2 separate regions of the Homo sapiens genome follow, and region 1 is linked to region 2. Evidence: read pairs that join two places in POLR2A ChIA-PET (ENCODE). Cell type or tissue: PC-3. All regions are shown on one strand. Each heading gives the region's core, and the rest is flanking DNA. Links, peaks and the distances in the headings are about the cores only. Region 1 has its middle 57 kb from the start of ABHD5. Region 2 overlaps ANO10 (anoctamin 10).

Region 1 (5,381 bases), core at 132-5,131, 140 kb after region 2:
TGGAAAGGCAGAGGCCAGAGAGCCTAGATTAGGTAATTTGGTTCAGGATTCTTTTCTTAATGTCAATTGGAGAGTGTAATCAGGGATCACAGACTGGCTTGTTTTTTGAAAGTTTCCTCTGGCTGCATTGTGTTAAGAAGACCCTGGTGAAGGGATTCTGACCGTGGCCAAAATGACAACGTAACTTCCCCCCAAAGATGTCCAGGCCTGAATCTCTGGAGCCTGTGCCTGTTATGTTACATGGCAAGGGGGAATTCAGATAGCAGAAGGAGTTAAGGTTTCTAACCAGCTGACCTTAAATGGGATAGTACCCTGGATAATCTAGGTGGGCCAGTGTAATCACAAGGGGCCTTAAATGTGGAAGAGAAAGGCAGGAGAGTCAATGTCACATTGATGTGATGTGAGAAAGACCTGACAGGTTACTGCTGGCTTTGAAGATGGAGGGGCCCATAAGCCAAGGAGTATAGGCAGTCTCTAGAACAGCGGTCCCCATCCTTTTTGGCACCAGGGATCAGTTTTGGGGAAGACAATTTTTCCATGGATGGTGTGGGGAGGGGAATGGTTTTGGAATGATTCAAGAATATCATATTTATTGTACACTTTATTTCTATAATTATTACATTATAATATATAATGAAGTAATTATACAAGTCACCATAATGTAGAATCAATGGGAACCCTGAGCTTGTTTTCCTTCAACTAGATGGTCAGCTAGATGGTCCCATCTGGGGGTGATGGGAGTGACAGATCATCAGGCATTAGATTCTTATAAGGAGTACCCAACCTAGATCCCTTACATGCATTCACAGTTCACAGTAGGGTTCATGCTCCTATGAGAATCTAATGCCCCACTAATCTGAAAGGAAGTGGAGCTCAGGCAGTAATGCAAGTGATGGGGAGTGGCTGTAAACACAGTTGAAGCTTCTCTTGGTTGCCTGCTGCTCACCTCCTGCTGTGCAGCCTGGTCCTAATAGGCCACGGACCAGTACCTGTCTGTGGTCCCGGGATTGGGGACCCCTGCTCTAGAAGCTGGAAAAGGTAAGGAAACAGATTCTCTCCTTGAGCCTCCAGAAAGGAACACAGCCCTGTGGATGCTTTGATTTTAGTCCCATGAGATCCGTTGTGGACTTCTTAACTCCAGCACTATAAGATGATGGATTCATGTTGCTGTGTTCATTTGTTACAGCAGCAGTAAGAAACTTATCCAGCTTGGAAGTTCAGGGGGCTATTGGGGATTTAAATTGGGAGCAAGGAACAGAGGTAGGGAGACTTGGTCAATTGCTCTTTTAGAGATCTTGCCCCTGGGATGTGGGGAGCAGGACAGATGCTTTGAAAAAGGGGGCTCTGACCGGGCGCCTGTAATCCCAGCACTTTGGGAGGCCAAGGCGGGCAGATCACGAGGTCAGGAGTTTGAGACAAGCCTGGCTAACATAGCGAAACCCCGTCTCTATTAAAAATACAAAAAAAATTAGTCAGGCACGGTGGCGGGAGCCTGTAGTCCCAGCTACTCGGGAGGCTGAGGAAGGAGAATGGCGTGAACCCGGGAGATGGAGCTTGCAGTGAGCCGAGATTATGCCACTGCAGTCCGGCCTGGGTGAAAGAGCGAGACTCTGTCTCAAAAAAAAAAAAAAAAAAAAAAGAAAAAAGAAAAAGGGGGCTCTGCCAAACAGCCCTAGGTGAGGGAGGAGCTGGGCCCTGGGGAGCTGAGAGAAATGAGGGTAAAGAATGTGCGTTTGTAGAGAATAAAGAATAAGAAGGTCTTGGCCACCTCATGGAGGGTGGGGACGAGAGGCAGGAGAGGAGGAGAAAGGCACGCACCGTATCCAGGGCCCGCTATGTCCTCAGTTCATAGAGTCTTTATGTCTCATTTCACAGACAAGGAAATAGAGGCTTAGAAGCAGAAATCAAGTGACAAGCTCAGGCCACAGGGCTGAACAACGATGATGTGAATATTCAAGCTCCTGTTGGTTTGGAGAGGCAGATACGGTCCTGCCAAGAGCATCAGCTCCACAGGTAGTGTCAAAACATTATGGGTTTGTGTGGTGGACACAGAGCTGCACTGCCCAGCTCCCCTTCAGGAAGGCACAGTGGCCAGCTGCGGGCGTGCAGTCAGCTGCTGGTTGTAAGCTCTTTCCTGTGTACCTTGCCCAAGGTTACACCCCCAGGGAGTCTGTATCCAACCCCTTAGGAGCCAGGGTGTGAGAGTCTGGCCACTTGGACCAAATGTGGATACTGCCAGGCGAGCCTGCTCCAGGCCCTTGGCTGACCATGGCTGTGTGGGGCCTGAGTCACAGATTGGCGTCTTCCTCAGCTCATCCTGCCCCGCCAGGATTGACCCCTATTAAACTCAGCCTCTGCTTCGAGGAACCTAACCTGCAAGAGTAGCAGAGCAAGTCTTTGGATAGATAAGACAGTCTTTGGAGAGAAGGAGGCCTCAGTGGAGGGCTGAGGGGGCTATGCTTTGCATTCTAGGTAATGTTTTCTCCAAGCTGCTTTTATTTTTGGTACAGAAAAATGAGACAGGGTCCTCCCCATGTTTAAAGCTTCTTTTGGTTTTCATTTTCTCTGCTTTGGAGTTGAGATGTGGGTGATTGCATGTGTCTGGCTGAGTGAGAAGCAGTGCTCCTGAGCCTGATGGCCAGGAATTCCTGGGAACTTGGTGTCCTTCTCCTCTGGCTGAGCCACGCCCAGGTTCATCTTCAAATCTGGCTGGCTGTGCATCTCACCTCCCTCACTCTCCAGCCCCCAACTGCCTGCATGTCATACTGAAAGCAGCAGAGGGCTGGCAGAGGATACCACGTGGCTGCCTGATTCATTTCCAAGAGGGAAACCGACATTATCCATTCAAAGGGCAGAGGGAGCCATTGTTTACAGGAGCCTTTCCTCCTCCATCCTGGCTTCACCTTCTGGGAAAAGTGGGGACGCTCCACCTGCGCAGCAGCTTGTGGTAGGGTGGAGGGGGCTTGGGAGCCACAGTGGACCCCCCACAAGCCCTCTACCAAGGACCACGTGACAACAGGGATATGCACATTAACCCAAATTATTTGTCTACTTCAATCCCTGAACACTTTGTGTATCAGAAATTCTCTTAAAGATAAAGTGAGGTCTTTTTATTAACAGAGGTCAGAATGCAGGAGAGAAGAGGGATGGGGAGCCAGTCAGAGAAAGGAGCGCAGGCCTTCTCTACTCAGCCCAACCTGCAGGCTCCTCAGTGATCCCGGTTATACCGCCTGTATATGCGTATGCAGTCTTGTGCTAGGAAGTGGCTGAAGCCTCTGTTCTGTAGTCTCTGCTGATTTCTGTGTTGTAAACATTTCCCCCACAGCTGATATCAGGCTATCCAGGAGACGTCACTGAGCACAGAGTAAGGAGGAGCTGGGCAGTAGCCCCCATCAGGGAGGATTCCACCATCAAGACACAATAGATACCAGACCCTTAAGAGCATAGAAGACAGTAAGACGCAGTAAAATAATTAAGAAGTGATGAGTTTGGGTATTTATTACCTTTGTTTTTAATATAATTTATTTAATTGTAAGTTTATGAAATTTAATTTTACAATGGCTGTGTTTAACCACTGGTTCACAACGTTTCTGATCATTTAATAAGTGACTTTCACGGGCCAGTGATGAGCCTACGGCACTGCACTCCAGCCACTCAGCAACTCCATGTCCCCTCATATCTATCATCCTAAATGCCACAAGGGGTGAGTCTGTGGGCTCAGCTACAGTGTGGCTTCCCTTACCTCCACCCTCTGCTCCCAGCCTACCCTCTCTCTCGCAGTGTCTCCGAGGGAACTGCAGATGAACTTTACTTCCTGGAGGGAGTGAGCATAATGTAGTGGAAAGGGTTTTTCAAGTCTGCCATTCACTTAGAATGACGTTGGGTGAGTTACTTAACTAGTCTGAGCCTTGGTCTCTCAATCTCTAAAATGGGGTAATAGGAGTTACTTCATAGGGTTACTATGCTTTTGATAGGGATTGTTAACTATATCCCAATATCTATGCCTCCCCCACCCCCCCCCCACCATTTACAGAGCAGTAGAATTTTTAGCTGAACAAATACTGTGTGGATTGAAGACTGTGCTTCCCAGCCTCTATGGCAGCTAGAGAAAGAAGTTCTTTTTTTTTTTTTTTTTTTTTTTTTGAGATGGGGTCTCATTCTTTCACCCAGGCTGGAGTGCAATCGTATGATCTTGGCTCAATGTACCTTCCACCTCCTGGGCTCAAGAGACTCCCCCACCTCAGCCTCCCAAGTAGCTGGGACCACAGGCATGCACCACCATGCCTGGCTAATTAGATAAATAAATAAATTCTGCTTATTGGGATAAAAGTGGAAGTGATGTGTGCAATACCCAGGCCATACCCTTGAAAGGTAAGAACATGCTTCCCTTTCCAGTGTTCTCTCTTTCTGCTGGCTGGAATGCTGATGTGATTCTAGGAGTAGAAGCTGCTATCTGGGCCGGGCACGGTGGTTCATGCCTGTAATCCCAGCACTTTGGGAGGCCAGGGCAGGAGGATCACTTGAGGTCATGAGTTTGAGAACAGCCTGGCCAACATGGTGAAACCTTGTCTCTACTAAAAATACAAAAATTAGCCAGGCATGGTGGTGAGCACCGCTAGTCCCGGCTACTCAGGAGGCTGAGGCAGGAGAATTGCTCGAATCCAGGAGGCGGAGGCTGCAGTAAGCCGAGATCGTGCCACTGCACTCCAGCCTGGGTGACAGAGGGAGACTCCGTCTCAAAAAAAAAAAAACAACAACAACAAAAGAGAAGTTGCCATCTGGACCATGAGGGAGAAGCCTCATGCTGAGTGGCAGAGGAACCAGGTACTAGGAGCCTTGGTCTGATAATCATGCGGTTACCTTACCAGCCCTGGTCTACCTACTCAGCTTTTTATAAGTGGCAGAAATGGTATTAAGCCTTCATAATTTTGAGTTTTTTTTTTCATTTTTGTATTGTAGTGAAATATGCATAACACAGAATTTACCATTTTAAGCAATTTTTAAGCATGCAATTCAGTAGAACTAAGTACATTTACAATGTTGTGTGACCATCATCATGATCTGTTTCCAGAATAGGTTTTTCCCATCTCAAACAGAAACTCTGTATCCATTAAATAACAACTCCATATTTTACCCTCTTCCAGCCCCAGATAATCCCTATCTTACTTTCTGTCTCTATGAATTTGACTATTCTAGGTACATACAAGTGGAATCATACAATTTTTGTCTTTTGTGACTGGCTTCTTTCATTTAGCGTGATGCCTTCATGGTTCACCCATGTTGTAGCATGTGTCAGAATCACTTTCCTTTTTAAGGCTGAATAATATTCCATTGTATGAATGTATCACATTTGCTTATCCATTCATTGGTCAATGGACACT
Region 2 (5,381 bases), core at 248-5,247:
TTTTTTTTTTTGGTCCATGTGACTTCGGTCTTTTATATATTTTTTAACCATTTTATTATTATTGTCAATTTAACAGGAGGTTGGAAGATAATCAAAGTAAACATGAGTATAAATCTACTCCCTTCACCTGGAAGATGCAGAACACTTTTTTGGAAAGATTTTTTATGATCGCCCAAAAAGTGTGGAAAGATGCCCATCCCTTCCCTGTGTGTCTCTGAAGGCACACAATCAGCAAAAAGATGGCTGGGAATACACTGGAATCTTTCACACTGAAACACTACATAGTTCCTAAATCACAAAAATTTTAAAGAACAGACTTAAGTTCAGTGAAATGCTCACATTTCAGCAAGCAAATACTCCTGCTTTTAAGTTTCCTTCTGGTTCAACTGTTTGAAAAAAATTTTAATTCCACTTTGATTCCAATTTTATTCTTAAGAAATAACTTCAGTTTATAGTAACAGTTTTTTTTTTAAAGAGTCTAAGTCTAGTTCAGTGTTCAGAGACTGTGCAGACTAAGGTGTTGTTTTGTATAGTTTACAAAATACTTGCTCATGTAAAACACTAAAACACCCGCTGCTTTCTCACCCAGACTGGGAACCCATGTCACCTGTCAAGAGAAAGCTAAACCTTGGCATCTTAAGTCATTCCTTGCCACTGAAGAAAGTACTGCCATAGTGTCATCTAACCCTTTCCTTTCCTTTTACAGTAAGTATACACGATTCATTTGTTCATGCCATGCACTGCTTTGTGACAGCTCTTCCATGTACTTTTCTTTATTTTGAATTTCTTTCTACCCTGATGGTAACAACTTTGCAGGAAGAGACCATATTTATCTCTCCCTTAGCACCATAACTGGCACATAAAGAGCATACAATAGATACTTGTCCATTCATTTGACAAATATTTTTTAAGCACCTACTATGCACCAAACAGTGTGGTAGGCATACTATTTAGAGCTGTGAAGAAAACCACTCATGCTGCTTTCAGTTTAATGGGAACTTAAAGCCTCCTGTTGATTTAGGACCTCCTTTCAAGTCCCAGATAGATAATAAAAGGCAAAAAATTTAACATTAGTAAATAAAATATATCAACGAAAATTATAAAACACATTTGCAAATACATTTTTAGTGACTGAGCATACAGTGTGGGAGGCTGAGCATACAGTGTGGGAGGCCAGACTAAGTCTGAGCAGTGACTATTTTACTCACCTCCATCTTTTTTTTTAGCTATAATTCTGTTTTTCAGCCATTCTTTGGTTTCTTCTTTGACATCCTGAGCAAGTTCTATGACCACCAAAGGTGTGAAAGAACTCTCAGAAGTATCCAAAGCTGATAAGGTCACTTTCATCTTTGACAAATCTGCGGAAAATTAAAATAAAGAGTGAAAATGGGTTGTTATTATGGCAAAGAGAAATATGCTATAGACTTCATTTTCTCCCAATTATACCTAATTCTGGCTTCCAAGATAAAAGCAAATTTCTCGTGATTCAGATGGGTTATATGACAGACTCAACCAATGGTTCAAAGTACATGTGTGAGCCAAGCTTTGGAAAGAACGCCATCCTTTTCTATAAGCAGCTCAGAATGCAGCAGAATAGACATTTGTGTAAATGAAGGATAACGATGTAAAATGTGCTCTCACACAAGCGGAATAAGAAAGTATTTTCAAAGAATGTGACATCTGAACAGGATTCAGAGGAATGAGTAGCAGTTTGCCAGATACACAATGAGAGGTATCCTAAGTAGACAAAATTATATTTCCCTAGAAAATAATGATGAAAAAACAGCCAAGAGGCTTAGAGAAATACAAATGTTTAGGTATGGTGGGAACATTAACTTTGTGTAGGAGGAAAGAAGGGTGGGAATGAGCTGGTATCCAACTAGGGTCCCAGATTACAAAGGAAATGGGCTTTGTCTAACATACAATGGGAGTCACCAATTCATTATGAGCAGAGAACTGATGTAGTCGGTAGGGAGCTATTACAGATCACAAAGAGTCAGCCTAGAGTGTGGGAGGCCAGTTAGGGGGCCATTAAAGGAGTCTAGAAAAAGCTGATACTGGTCTGAACAATGACAATGAAGAGGAAAGGATAGCTCGGGGTTAAATCTATAGAAGCAGACAACTGGACTGAATATAACTACTAAAAAAAAAAAAGACAGAAAAAGAAAACTGTTAGTGGGTAATGGGTAGTCAAGGTGTAATTATATGGAACTCTCTACAGTACCCATCTCAGCTAGGCAGAACCACTACTATACATTTCCTCCAAAACTACACATCCTCAAAGTGACACATTAACTATGAACACAAGCCAAGACTTCCACTTCCAGGACAGCAGATTAAAGGGTTCAAACTCTTCTGCTGAAGACAACTAGACAATATACACCCACACTCACATACATATATATGTGCATATATATGTGACATCAGAAGTGGAAAATTCCACACGTAAGTACTTAGCACAAAGTTGATCTCACGCACAAAATTATTTAAAATATTATATAAAATTACTTTTAGGCTATGTGTACAAAGTGCATTTGAAACATAAATTTCATGTTTAGCCTTGGGTCCCATTCCCAAGAGATCTCATTATATAAATGCAAATATTCCAAAATGTGAAAAAATCCAAAATGTGAAACACTATTGGTCCCAGCATTTTGGATAAAGAATATGTGACCTGTATTTTTAAAAATTTGTGAATAACAAAAAGCCAACTAAGCTGGACATGGTGGCTTACACCTGTAATCCCAGCTATTTTGGAGACTGAGCCTGGAGGATCACTTGAGCCCAGGAGTTCAAGACCAGCCTGGGCAACATAGCAAGACCCTGTCTAAAAAAAAAAAACAAAACAAACAAACAAAAAAAAAACCAAGGCAATGGGAAATAATGGAGTCCAGAAAGCTAAGCACTTGCAACCAGTTTCTCTGGGGCCTCTGCTGAGAGGGTGAGACACTAAGCAGGGCTTCTGTTGGCCATGGGAGGCTAGGGGACAAAACATGTAATTAGTAGAGAACCCACCAAGGAAGACAGTCAGATAAAATCCCCACTTTGAACTGGGATCTGAAAAGGCTACATTCTAAACATAATAGTGAAGGAGAATTAGATCACCCCGATAGGAACTAAATTCTAGGTTTGCATCATCTCAATCAGGAGAAAAGTTACTACGTATGAAAATGAAAAATAGTAACAAGCAATAGAAACAAACACATAATAGATCCAAATAATGTAAGTGAAAGGACTTTAAAATAATGATCATATATTCAAAGAACTAAAAGACAAGATTGATAATTTTGGCAAAGAACTGAAAATTATTTTTAATGGAAATTCTAGAATTTAAAAATATGAGTCAAAATTAAGAACCCAAGGAAGGCTTTATAGAAAATCAGACAAAGCTAAAGATAAAAACCATTGAATGATAACACAGGCACAAAGAAAATATCTACAATTGAGCCCTGAGGACAAAAAATGAAGAAAACACGTAAAAAGAGTAAAAGACAAGGAACTACAAGGAACTAAAAGGGGGAGGTATTAGAGTACAAACAATATCTGAAGAGACTGACCAAGAATTTCCCAAAGCTGACAAAATATACCAAGGCACAGATTTAAGAATCTCTATATACCTCCATCAAGATAAATAAAAAGAAAAAGCACAGTAAAACATCAGAAAAGCCAAGAGAGAGAAAATTCTTAAAGCAGAAAAATAAAGACAAAGTACCTTGAAGGGCAATAATTAGACTGAAAGAGTATCTTCAGTGTCCCAAGAGAATATTATGGCTACTCCAAAATTATGTACCTGGTCAAAATATGCCTCAAGAATAAAAGACAAATAAAGCCATTTTCAAACATACAAAAATTGACCCTGAGACAGGGTCTCACTCTTTTGCCCAGGCTGGAGTACAGTAGTAGCATGTGCCACCATTCCCAGCTAATTTTTGTATTTTTTGTAGAGACAGGGTTTTGCCATGTTGCCCAGGCTCATCTCGAACTCTTGGGCTCGAGTGATCCTTTAGCCTTGGCCTCCCCAAATTGCTGGGACTTCAGCTTCAGGTATAAGCCACTGCACATGGCCTTTGTTTTGTTTTGTTTTGTTTTTAGACAGGGTCTTGCTCTGTCACCCAGGCTAGTCTGGAGTACAGCGGTGTGATCGTGGCTCACTGCAGCCTCAAACTCTGGGGCCCAAGCAATCCTCCCACTTCAACCTTCCAAGTAGCTGGGACCACAGGTGCGTGCCATGACACCCAGCTAATTTTTTCATTTTTGTAGAGATGGGGTCTCCCTATGTTGTCCAGGCTGGTCTCAAACTACTGAGCTCAAGCAGTTCTCCCTCCTCAGCTTCCCAAAGTGCTGGGATTGCAGGTGTGAGCCATGTGCCTGGCCAAGAGTGTTAAGACAGAAGGAAATGATTGCAAATGATCTGGCATCTGGAACATAGCAATCTTATATTTAGTGAACAGACAGCTTTTGTAATATAGGAACTCCCCTACCGCCTTTTAAATTTAATTTCCTCTTTACTAAATTTCTCTTTTGTTGAATTTCTCACTACATATAAGACACTGTATTGGTACCTAAATACACAATTCTATGTAATCTTCCTAAAGTCCTATAATTTATACTTTAAAAACCAAGAGGAAAATTGAATGAAGAAGTTACTTTGTTAAGCTCATAGTAAGCAAGAAGTTCGTTTCCCATGATACACAGCTTAAAACTAGAGAAAATAGAGTCATTAGAGATATCCAAATTCTGTATGTTTTTTCCTACTAAATGAAATCTTCATTTTGAATTATCTACCATACAACTCTGTTGAAGATGAGCTAAACAGTTCAAGATAAAATGACAAAGTGAAACCATATTACAGAATCTTCTGACCTAAAGCAAAATTAAATGTATAAAACAAGTAAAACAGTGCCCAAATATTAATAACAAAAAATAGCAGCCAAAAAGTAAACCTCAAGCCAAAATCATGACCAAGTGAAGACAACACCAACAATGAACTGATAACAAAGGATCCTTCTAACAATTTGGAGAATTCCAACCATTTACGGTCATACATCACTTAATGACAAAGACAGTTCTGAGAAATGGGCAGTTTCACTGTTGTGGAAACATCATAGAGTGTACTCATACAAACCTAGATGGCATAACCTATTACATACCTAGGCTATACAGTATAGGTATGTATAGGTTTGTAGCCTTATTACTCCAAGGCCACAAACCTATACAGCATGTTACTGCACTGAATCCTGTAGGCAATTGTAACACAATAATATGTATTTGTATATCTAAACATAGAAAAAGTACAGTGAAAATACAGTATAAAATATTTAAAAATGAATACACCTGTATAGGGTATTTACCATGAATGGAGCTTGCAGGACTGGAAGTTG

The links. ChIA-PET counts read pairs that join two places held together with the same protein. Peaks named below come from ENCODE experiments on the same cell type or tissue, not always from the same donor. Only the 100,000 strongest peaks of a DNase experiment are listed, where the experiment ranks them.
Region 1: POLR2A ChIA-PET joins it to region 2 with 17 read pairs; 3 of 35 experiments call an interaction of 5 or more read pairs at or near these places.

Annotation. Positions count from the first base shown.
Region 1 is chr3:43,745,623-43,751,003 of GRCh38, forward strand. No RefSeq gene overlaps it. Among named protein-coding and RNA genes, the nearest start is that of ABHD5, 57 kb to the left of the region's middle. In PC-3, for the core only: a CTCF peak has its summit at 2,835; a DNase peak (open chromatin) is centred at 2,309; H3K27ac peaks cover 1,283 bases.
Region 2 is chr3:43,604,506-43,609,886 of GRCh38, forward strand. ANO10 (anoctamin 10) reads right to left here. Exons shown (of 13, transcript NM_018075.5): 2 at 1,209-1,358. The coding sequence starts at 1,347. Among named protein-coding and RNA genes, the nearest start is that of ANO10, 15 kb to the right of the region's middle. In PC-3, for the core only: no CTCF peak of the experiment used is centred there; no DNase peak of the experiment used is centred there.